2 separate regions of the Homo sapiens genome follow, and region 1 is linked to region 2. A link is a contact called in ENCODE Hi-C or POLR2A ChIA-PET data. All regions are on one chromosome and are shown on one strand. Each heading gives the region's core, a stretch centred on a gene start or an enhancer-like site at or near the end of the contact. The rest is flanking DNA. Distances are from core to core; before and after follow the strand shown. Region 1 has its middle 140 kb from the start of CPMER. Region 2 has its middle 150 kb from the start of LINC02554.

Region 1 (5,759 bases), core at 94-2,593, 120 kb after region 2:
AAGCTGGTTAAGTTAAATATGAGACATTTCCAGCCAAGATTTGTAGGAGCCGGTTTCCAAGCTCAATTTTGCCACTGACTCTCAGTGTGATACGAACCTTAGTTTCCCCATCAGCAAATTGAGAACTAAAGATATCTTTAAGATTCCTTTCCATTTTAAATGTGTTCAGTCCCCAAGACACCCTCGAGAGGCCAACCTGGCCTGGCTGTCCCCATTGCACGCAGTGGAAACTAAGGCTCAGGAAGGGCAGAGGGCTAGCCCCCAGTCTCGTGGTAGCTTCAAACTGGACTCAGCCTTAGAATTCCTGCTTGGACCACAAAATTCAGCTCTCGTGGCAAACTGCCCCCCGCACCATGAGAGCCCAGCAACCTTGCAGAGCAATGGGTCCCTTTCAAGGGTCTGGCTCCTCTTAGCCTGGGGCCGGATGGTGTCACGGAGACATCTGGGGGCAGTCTGGCAACCCCCTCAGCCTCTGGGTCTCTGAGACATCCTGGGCCGTGGCGCACATCTGGCTAGTTGGCCGGAACCACAGCAAACATCTGTGGGAAGGGAGGGAAGGGAGGAAGGAAGCTGGTGCTCCCAGGGTCTGAGGGACAGAGTCCTGGCCCTGCTCCAGATAGCCAGGTAAGCACTTTGGCTTCAGGTTTTGGAATGTGTCTATGAGTCAGTGCATGCACACACATGGTATACGTGTGTGTACGTGTGTTCGTGTAAGCACTGTGTCCATCGTGTGTTGTATGTGCATGCATGTTGCATATGCATATGTGTTCTTGTGCTGCATCCATGTCTTTGTGTGTATGTTGTCTGTGTGTTTGCATGCACACATGTATTGTGTCCGTGCTTGCTTGTGTGTACATACATGGATAGGTGGATGTGTCTAGGTGTATGTAACAGGGATGTATAGCAGCAAAGACTGAGCTTGAATTCCAGGCCCACCACTTCCTGGCTGTGTGACCCTGAACCAGTTAGTGTACCTCTCTGGGTCACTAACAATAGCACCCACCCCATTCAGCTCATGAGGCTTTGGGGAGCTAACCCATGAAGACCAATGAACACTGGCCCACAGCAAAAGCTGCATAACTGGCTGCGATTATTCCGCTTCTTTTCCTGCCGGCTGCGTCTCTGGGTGCCGCAAAGATCCAGCCATCAGGGCCGGCTGCTTGTTGATGGGCCTGCATGCCGCCCCCCGTAAATTCAGGAATCGCCTGCCGCAGGAATGCCATATTTCTATCATCTCCCAGACAGCGTCAGCCTTCTCTGAGCTGTTTCCCTTTGGCTCACAGCCAGGTTTAAGAGTTTTACGAAAATTCCCAAGACCTTTAGCCGTCTCGACTTGAGAAGACAGGGCTGCTGGGCTGGGGAGAAAATGAGAGGCTACTGAAGGCAGGAAGCAGGCTGCATTCCTGGTCCCAAGGAGGTACGGCTGGCGGGAGGCTCAGAAAGCCCAGGACATTCTTCTCCAAGTTAAAAATACGCAGCACGTCAGCTGCAGCAAAGGCCTCTGCAACCTAAATCTATTCCAGAAAGCGGAAAGGTACAGCAGCATAGATGTTTCAGGCTAAGAGGAAAAGAAGGCCGTTCGGTCCCAACACTGAAGGCTCCCAGCCAACCTGTGTCCTCCGCACCGTCACCCCTGACAGCGGTGTTCCTTCCACCAAGTCCGCGCGTCCTTAGCGACATTCTCCAATGCACAGCACCCAGATCTGGGGTTCAAATCCCAGCTCCACCCCTTACTGTGTGTCCTCTGGAGACTTGCTCTACCTCTCTGAGCCTCAGTCCTTTCAACTTTAAAATAGGAACAAGAAGGCATTCCTTAAGAGGTGCGCTGAGGGTTAACAGAGATGGTGTCTGTGAAGCGGAGCCTGGTCTCCTTCCAAACTCAGGCAGGGCCTACCCCTGGGTGAGCTCCGCCTCTCCTGACATACACACTTGTTTGAGGGGCAGGGAATGCCCCAGGCTCGGGAGTCAGGAGGTCTCAGCTGTGTTTGCTGTGTGGCTTTAGGCAAATCACTGAACTTTTCTGTGTGACACTCCCATTTCCCCACCCATGAAATAAGATGGTTGAACTGGATCAGTAAATCCCAAAAAGAGGTTTAAACACCCCAGTGGCTGGGAGATGGTGGTACACAGGCATAAAACTTTTTGTTTTTAATTCTCAAATATTTATTTTTATGTGTATTAAAAATATCATCACTTCCAATTTGGGATGTCATGGATATTGTTGCTAAGGCTGAGGCTAAAATCTTTTTTAAGTGAGTTAGTGTAAAGTGGATTTAAAGAATGACGTTGGGTTAATAATGGGGCAAAAACTACCTAGGTGGCCATGAAAGACCGAGACTGGGGGATATTCCACAGAGAAGGTAATCTCAACCCCTGGCTTCTCTCCTTCTTGGTTTTGATATTATAAGTAAGGACCTGGCACAGTGGCTCATGCCTGGAATCCCAGCACTTTGGGAGACCAAGGCAGGAGGATAACTTGAGGCCAGGAATTTGAGACCAGCCTGGGCAACATAGTGAGACTGCATCTCTACAAAAAATTTTAAAAATAGCCAGGTGTGATGATGTGTGCCTGCAGTCCCGGCTACTCAGGAGGCTGAGGCAGGAGGATCACTAGAGCCCAGAAGTTGGAGATTGCAGTGAGCTAGGATTGCACCCCAGCACTCCAGCCTGGACTACAGAGCTAGATTCTGTCTCTAGAAAAACTAAAAAATAAAATTATGGGTAAGTCATGGCATCTATGAGCCTTAGTTTCCTAGTCAGTGAAATAGGGATAATAAAAGGTGCCCCCCAAGGCCACGACGAAGGTCTAATGAGAAGATGTCTTGAAAAGCACCTGACAAGATGCCTGGCAAATAACAGATGCCCAGAGGAGTGACTGTTATTGCGGAACTTGTATCAGAAGCCTAAAAAATTAATCATCATATCCTGAATTACTATTAATTGTATTATTATTATTTTCCAGCCACTGTTCCAAGCACTTTATATGAATACAGCAGGGATCATTTATGAAGCACTGATTGTGTAACAGGCCCTAACCACATTTTATCTCATTTAATAGCTCTGTAGTTCACACAAACGGCTCTGTAGTTCACAATTCCAACAGATGGCTATTGAGCATTTACTTGATTCAAGACACAGAAGATTCCAGAGTAAACAAGCCAGGAGAATCCCTGCCTGGTGAGGCTTCAGTGATACAAGGGCTGTTTTATAGCTGAGAGGTCTTGGAGATGAGATGAAGCTCTAGGACAAGGCAAAGGGCAAATGTGAGCCTGAGTCTGTCTGATTCGAGTATTCAGGCTGTCCCCACAGGGACTCCCCATCCCCGGGAACAGTCAGAGCATCTTCACACCCAGGCAGCTGTGAAGGAGATTGGAGACCCATCCATGTAAAACACAAGAGCAGGAGCCGACAGTTACCCTCATCTTCGATGCTCCCTCCCTTGACCCCACTGGAGGACATAAGTGTCCAAGAGGCTGAGACAGCCCCAACTGCCATCATCTGCAAACAGAGAGATGGGGTTACTGTCACCCCTTGCCCATGCAAGGGGGATCACCATGGGACAGAGAGACGCCAAGGGCATGTTAATGAACCATGCATGCTGAACTTGACACACACTGGAGGCTCCAACTCGTTCCTAAGGGACCTGTACCCTAATTTTTGCCCATAATGGGCTCCAGGTACTGTCATTCGAAAGGAGTCAGTTTGTCACTTACAGAGCACTAAGGATTGAATGAGATGGGGCTGGGTGTGAGGAAGGAGGAGAAGGCAACTGCAGGAGATGTGGACACCGTGCGGGCTCCTGCAAATCGGGCAGCAGATCTGGCATTCCTACCTAGGCTTTAACTTCCCAGCTCTTTGACATGGGCCATAAAACCTAAGCCTCAGCTTTGCCATCTGTAAAATGGGGATAATCCTATCAACCTTGCAGGGTCCCGTGTGTGGAACTGCACACAGGGTGCACATCACAGGCAGCAGCACAAAAGTGGCCCAAGGTCCTGCCACAGCTTTCCCAAGCACATGCCATGAAGGGCAGCTCAGTTCTGGGTTCTGTTTCAGCAGGAATGGGCTATGCAGTCTGGCACAAGTGCTCCTCCTCCAAGAAGCCTTCCTTGACTGCCTCTTGTCAGGCTGATTTCTCCTGCCTTGAATCTACTGCAGGGCTTACCTCAAAATCACAGGTCATTCCACTGCCTCATCCTCAGGTCGTGGTAGAATTTAGTGGCACACGATTGCCCTGCTCAGCTTGCAGATGAGGAAATTGAGGCCCAACAATGGAAAACGGAGCCAGTGTGGCTCTCTCCACCTCCCTGCTTCTCTGGGCTTTGCCTCCCCACCACTCAAAAGAACAACATAAAGCAAGCAGCCGCTCACTGAAATCAGCCTTAAACCTGAGCCAAGGCTGCCCCTTGACTTCTGCAACCAGGAACCCTGAGTCATGCCCTGGCCTCAGCCCTGGCGGCTCCAGATGGGGGCACCAAGGCGGGTCGGCAGTTTGCCACCTCCTGGCCACTTCTGCTAAGTGGAAACACCAGCAGGAAAGGGGTGAGGCCATGTGTGTGCCAAGCGGGCACCACACATGGGTGTCCCTCTGTGTGCAGTGCGTGTGTGCCTAAGAGTTCACCCACATGCATGTTACAACAGGAACCACACATGGTTGTGCACAAATGAGACCAGATCACACGTGTGTGCCTGAGGGTGTCCCGCATACATGTGTGTAGGCATCATATAGCGGATATGGAGGTCTTAGAACAATCTCTAAGCTCACAGTCGCACTTGGAAGAATCTGAACTCCGCACCAGGACCGCAGGAACCTGAATGTGCTGCCTTACCACTACCACTGTCACTGGCCTCATTTCCACCTGCTCCGTCCGGCCTTCCTGCCACTCCTCAAGGCCTTGTCCCTCTTCTGGAACATTCTGCCCCCAGATCTTCCCAAAACCGATTCCTTCTCATCCTCCACTATTTCAATATGGGCTTCAATATGGGGTGGGGGAGGTGGGAAGATGTCTCTTTGATGCCCCCATTGTGCCCCCCATGACCCTCACCATCCTACCCCAGGTTATTTCCAGCACAGCTCCTCCCCAGTCTAAATGATTTTGTTCTATGTGGTTTGTTTTGGGCTCTCTGAGAGCTTGCCTCCCCCATTAGACAAGATGTTCCATGAGGATGTGGACTTCACCTGCCTTTCTCAAAGTCGGCAAGAGCTGTCTAACGTGACCTGCTTGAAATACACTCATCGGCTAAATCATATTGAGTGTTCACGTGTGTGTATGTGTGCAAAGGTGTGTGTGTGCATGTGCCCATGTGTATAGGGCTGGCATGTGCACCCGTGTGCTAGTGTGTCTGCATGCATCTGTCTGTGTCCATCTCTGAATAGATGTGTGTCCATGGAGACAGTGGGCGTGTGTATTCGGGGAAGATGCCCCAGAACTAAAGGCACTGGCTAGAGTCCAGGAAGGGCCCTGCCCCTTGGGTAGGTTTCACGGTTCCATCTCTGCACAGCCTCCAGTGTGGAGAAGAAAAGGTGGCCACGACTGCTGTGCCCTGAATGTCTGGGTGCATGGTCTCATTTCATCTTCCCTACTCTAGAAGAGGTGGGTCTTACTAGTCACTCCCATCTTACAGACAAGAACTTGGGGACGGGGAAGTCATGCACACAGGCCCCACAGTGAGCAAGTGGGAGTCAGAATCCAAACCCAGACCCTTGGGCCTGAGCCCTCTGGGTCCCACTGCCTCAGCCAGAGTCTTCCAACAAGACC
Region 2 (5,756 bases), core at 2,211-4,710:
GGTCTGGCTGTGAGTTCACAGTCTCAGCCTTCTCCCCATATATTCACACTGGCCCCAGGAAGGGAGGTTTGACTCAGGACTGAAAAATCCCAACCTCCCATCCCCCAGTAAAAAGGAGTAGCCCACAGAGTATACATGGGACCAGAACAAGGATAATCAGTGTCCACAGAGCAGGGGCTGTATGTTTTGAAACATGTCCGCAAATTCTTTGGCACTGCTCCCTACAAACGGTGGAATCCAGTCCCCTACCCCTTGAATATGGACAGTCTTTGTGACTGCCTCAGTGAATAGAGGCAGGGTGGTGGAAGGGACTCTGCATGAGCTCTAAGGCTAGGTTACAAAAGGCAGTGAAGCTTTCACCGGGCTCTGCCTCAGCACGCTCACTGTTGGAACTCGTCGCCATGTTGTAAGGAAGCTCCAGCCACGTGGGAAGGCCAATGTTCAGTGTTCCAGCTGATAGCGCCCTCTGAGATTCCATCCAATAGGCAGCATGAACTGTCAGACATGTGAATAAATGAGCTTTTGGTGATTCCAACCCCCCAGCCTTTGAGTCCCTGAAGCTGATGTCACATGGAGCTGACACAAGCTGTCCCACTGGGTTCTGCCCAATTGCAGATTTATGAACAAAATAAACGGTGTAGTTTAAGACACTCCACTTTGGGGTGGTTAGTTATACAGCCATGGAAGACTCAGACAGGGTGCTGAGCTGAAAGAATGTGATGTTGGAAGCCTGAGCAGCCACCATCCCACCACCTGGAGATCCCACAACCTGGAGCTCCCACCACCTGGAGTGAGCTGGTCTGCAGAGGGATGCCAAGTGGAGATGAGCAGTGATGGGGAACAGATAAGCAGAGACTGTGGGGAGCCTGGGTCTGCAGCTTTTCCTGTAGTTCCGTGGGGCCACTCCCAGGGGTCTTTCCCAGTGACCAGCCTCAGCAAGTTCCCTGTGTGCTTCAGCAAGCTGGAGTGGACTCTGTCTCTGGTGCTCACAGCTTTCTGGACCCATTCACCATCATCCCACTGGACCTGAGCTCCATGAGGCAGTGCCCATTTCTACTCTGGTCCATGCTGTACCTATGGCATCCATGAAGTGCTGCACAGTTTGGTGTTAAAGATTGATTCTAGAAGGGAATGAGCTCGTTGGTCCTCTCACCATCCTCAGTTCTGGGTAAACAGGGAGGCTCAGAGAGGTGAGAGGCTCCTAAGGGTACTTGGATAATGTATCCTGGTGATGACAGGATATGAATCTGGATGATACTTTGAAGTTCAGGATCCTGGATCTGGTTGAAAACACTCTGGAGGGGATTTCCAGGGGTGTCATGTGGGGCCCAGTGTAAGAGGCATCAGGCAGGTAACCAAGATAACCATCAGTGATGGGGATGGGGGGCAAAATAGGGACAAGCTCTGGTAGTAAACAAGAGTCCTGTGGTCAGACCAAGGCTCTGAGAGGATTGGAGGCCAAGGTCAGGCTGTGGGAAGGAGCTGAGGAATGACCTTTAATGCCTGTCCAAGGTGGCGTGGGGACTCTGGGAAGGGCTGAGCCTGCAGGGAGGAATCATGCTAAAGCTTATCATTGTCAGAGTAGAGGTTCTGTTCATCTCACCCTGCTGTGGATTTGCACGTGGTACAGATGCAAACAGTGCCTCTGTGGGCATATACCCCAAACTTACCATCCCAGTGCATGCTGAATGCACATGACAGCAAGCACCTGCAACTCCCTACCAGCACTTTTGCTCAGATGATGTGCATGAGGGCAAGGTCAGAAGCACCAGGAGTTAATGCTCCAAAAGCACCCTTCCAGTGATGGACAGGAGTTGGAGGATAAATATCTCAGCTCCCTCGCTCCCTGGGTAGATAACTGAGGTGTGTGTTTTACACTGGTTCTCAGACTTCCCCAGTGGGATTGAGTTCCAGCTGCTCAACGTGATAACCTGCTCATTAGTGCACCCTGGATAGGCTCTTTCCCTTCTCTGTCTCACTCCCTTCCTTCCCCACCAGTGCTTCCTGGATTATCCCCCTAAAATGCCACTTGCCTTCACATCCCTGTCTTGGGGTCTGTTTTAGGGAAGCCCATATTTAGACAGCACACATCCTGGGTGCAGGACTGGCTTATGGCTGGCTCTCCAGCCATTTAAAAGCAGCTTATCGTTTTCAGTTTCCATGTAAACCATTTGTTCTGGAAGCCCTTCCTGCCTTGGCCAGGTCTCCCTGGCATTTGCTCTCAGGAACTCATGAAACTTCCTACTTAATTTTGCATGACTCCCTTGCACTGGACTTTGAGTCCATGTGGGCAGGGCTACCATTGTTGTGTCATCCCCCAAGCCCCCAGCACCTGACACAGGACCCAGGGTTGGTCTAGGAAATATTTGTTAACTAAGACATAAAATATTCTTGTGTTGAACTCTTCCTGGGCACCAGACCCCGCACCTATTTCCTGCTGACTTTTCAGACATCATTGCACCCACTTTACAGATGGGGAGGTAGAACTCACTTCCCCCAAGGTCACTGTATTCACTATCTATGCCAAGTAACAAATTACCTCAAAGCAGAGATGCTTGAAACAACAGCACGGGTATCTCATGATTTCTGTAGGTCAGCCATCGAGGTTTACCTGGCTCCTCTGTTTTAGGGTCTCTCAGAGTCTACCATTAAGGTCTGGGGCTGCAGTATCATCCTAATAGGCTTGGCTGGAACAGGACATGACTTAAACTCACTCACTTGCTTGCTGGCAGAATTCGATTTCTTGCAGATTGTAGGACTGAGGGTCCTGCAGGAACTGGGACAGTTCCTGGTCACACAGGCATCTCCAATGTAGCAGCTTCCTTCTTCCAAGTGTGCAGGTGACAGAGAGAGAGAGACAGAGGCAGAGACAGAGAGAACAAGAAGGAATTCATGGTCTTTTTTAGCTTAATCTCGGAATTAACATGTCAGCACTTATGCAGTATTCTATTCTTTAGGAGGAAGTCACCAGGTCCAGCTCACAGTTAAAGGGAGGGAATACCATGATGTGAATACCAGCACGTGGGACCATTGACAGCCACATCAGAACCTGCCTGCCACAATCATTACTAAGGATCTGAACCCAGGCAGTGTGGTCTTTCTCAACGCCACAGAGTCTCTCTGACATAAGGGAGTGTGGACAGACCTCAAGGGTTGAAGAGGGTACCCTACGCTGAAAGAGAACGAAAAAGCCATTTCCTACTACCTGAGCTTTCCTCATTGCATGGAAATAATGGAAAGGAAAGAACAGAAGATTTTTTAAAAAACGTAAAAAGAATATAGGAAGCTACCAGCTTTCTCCAAGCAGCCTCAAAGACTGAAAAAAGAAAGCAAAAAAAGAAAGAAAGAAAATAGAAAACTACCAACTCTTCCAAGAAGCCTCAAAGACCAAGCAAACTGGCAGCATCTCGGAGTCACTTGGGCTGCCAAGAGGCTGCGACTTTTGGATCTGGAGAGATCTAAATACCAATCAGCTGATCCGAGGAACATTTTCCTCATTTCTTCCAGCATCTGCAAGCTGCTTTCGGGCCAAGAATGCTTCAGTTGGAGAAAGGGCTGTGTAGATTTGCCAGTGGCTGGCTGTCCCTGCAACTCCAGGTCCATCCTTATCCCAGTCTTTGGGATGGCTGACTCTGTGCTCACAGCTTAGGGAACAGGGACACATTGAATAGAAGCAAGAGAAGCAGAGACCATTGTGTTCCCACAAGAATGAAACAATCCATTAACCCTTTTGTTCCTGAGGTCGCAGGGCCAGGATCAGAGTGACCATTGACATAAACCTATAGGTTTGCCACACTCTTCTTTGGGATTTGTAATTATGACTAAGGTCCACTTCCCCTCTCTGGACTTCTATTTTCTCATCTATAAAATGACATTGACTCATGTTGTACCACCAACCTTGGAAGGAAGTTCCTCTGTAAGCTTGACAAACTCCTACTCATTCCTCAAAACCCCAACCAAAATATCCTTTCCCCCGAACCCAGGTAGGAAGTATAATAGTAGTTCATTTGTCTTATGATTCTCATAGTAATAATAAAAGCTAATATTACTGGAATGCCTACTATGTGCCAGTCATTGTTCTAAGTGCCTTACATAATTTAAATAATTTGATCCTCACATTGACCCACGAGGCAGGTGTCGCCATTACCTCTATTTGCCGATGAGGACATTGAGACTCAGAGGTTAAGTGACTTGCCCAGGGTTACCCAGTTAGTAAGTGGCACCAACAGTATTTGAACCCTGCTCTGGCTCAAGTCTGGCTTAAAACCGGTCTGCCCTCAGCAATCAGGGTCCTGGCCACCTTGCCTGGGTGGTTGATATTTGGGGATGGGTGTACTCTGTAGGACTGTGAGCTCCTGGAGAATGAGGTTGGAATGCCTGCTATGCAGCAGGCATTGTTTAACTCTGAGTCTCTCCTCCCAGCCCTGGGAACCACGCTGACTCCCAGGGCTTCTGGTCTCATTTGTCACACTTGCCTCTTCCTCAAGCAGAGTCCTTGGAGGAGCTGGGGGAGGTGTGTCGTGATGTGAGCAGCTCTGAAACCTTAAGCCATTCCTCTGACCCATCAGTGCACAAGCCAGGACCCAGAACATTGAAGAGAAAGTTCACACTGGTGTGTACAGGGCCCAGAAGCTGATGGCCAAGATGGCTTCTTCTAATTGAGTGGGGATGTTGAGGCAGAGATGCAGGGGCAGAAAGCAGGGAGAAGGAGACACATTGAAGGAGACACACACAGGGACCAACACAAGACAGAAATGTTGAGAAAGACAGAGACGCAGAAGGAAGAGACAAATGTCACAGGAGAGACAGGGACAGAGACAAGGAGAAAGAGGGAGAGAGAGAGAGATATGCAGGTAGAAACCCACAGGTGGAAGAGGGAGAGAATGAGTTGGAAAGGGGAAGGGTATAGAGGGGACAGATGGAGAGGGCCATGCACAGGGACAAAGGACAGAAACAGAAAGAGGGAGAGAGACAGACAGGGAGACAGAGGGAAAGAAACCCAGGGGGACAGAGACGACCCAGAAGCCAAGACTGCAAGAGAGACGAGCTGGGCTCAGAGGCAGAGAGGATCCAGAGGACAGCCTGGCCAGGAGGGCCAGGGCACAGGGGACCGGGCTTGCGGACACCCCTCGTCACTGTTCCATCTCATCACCCTCGCTATTGATTCCTGAACAAACACTGGCTTTGTTGGCCAAACAAAACCAGGCTGAGTCTGGGCTGGGATCTCTTTTGTGTGGCAACTGTTGCCATGTGGAAAGAAAACCAGATCTAAATGATTCCACGTTTTTCCCTGTTCCTCCTGGTTCCTGGTCTTGGCAGGCAGGAGCTGGGGAGGAGGTGAGATGTGCAGCCCCTGCGCAGGAGGGGGCAGGAAGGTAAGGGTGCAGAACTCCTGCTTCTGGAAAAATAAAATGTTCCTCTAGCTCTTCTTCTTTTCTTTCTTTCTTTTCTTTTTTTTTTAATCACAGCCAAGCCCATCACACATCCAAGAGATTTTTTTTTTTTAGGGAAAACAAATCTTTTGAGACAGAGGTGACTCCGGCAGTGATAAGTGAGGAGGTTCACCTGCAAGAGTGTTATCAGCGCTCCATGGCTGCCCAGACCGCAGATTTCTCATTTTGATGAGGATCCGGCGGAATTGGATGCACCCCGGTGGTGCTCCTCTGATGAGCTTCCATGTGCAGGGACGGCAAGGGCGACTGCTGGGCCTCGTCGTCAGAGGTTGAGGGGTTTCCAGGGAGGCTGGGGGAGGCTGC

Evidence for each region. A loop is a pair of places that touch in the nucleus more often than their neighbours do. ChIA-PET counts read pairs that join two places held with the same protein, here RNA polymerase II (POLR2A).
Region 1: a loop to region 2 is called in a map of gastrocnemius medialis, with 2.2 times the contacts of the local background. The contact joins two enhancer-like sites. A Hi-C loop is called at or near these places in 1 of 168 maps with a recorded cell type or tissue (gastrocnemius medialis). POLR2A ChIA-PET finds 5 or more read pairs at or near these places in 2 of 52 experiments (MCF 10A and common myeloid progenitor, CD34-positive).

Annotation. Positions count from the first base shown.
Region 1 is chr22:27,576,033-27,581,791 of GRCh38, forward strand. No RefSeq gene overlaps it. Among named protein-coding and RNA genes, the nearest start is that of CPMER, 140 kb to the right of the region's middle. RefSeq lists enhancers at 1-407, 408-908. Within about 2 kb of position 1,344, at least 4 of the 41 ENCODE cell types and tissues checked have a DNase peak (open chromatin) inside an H3K27ac peak, as active enhancers do.
Region 2 is chr22:27,457,236-27,462,991 of GRCh38, forward strand. No RefSeq gene overlaps it. Among named protein-coding and RNA genes, the nearest start is that of LINC02554, 150 kb to the left of the region's middle. RefSeq lists an enhancer at 4,126-4,900. Within about 2 kb of position 3,461, at least 5 of the 41 ENCODE cell types and tissues checked have a DNase peak (open chromatin) inside an H3K27ac peak, as active enhancers do.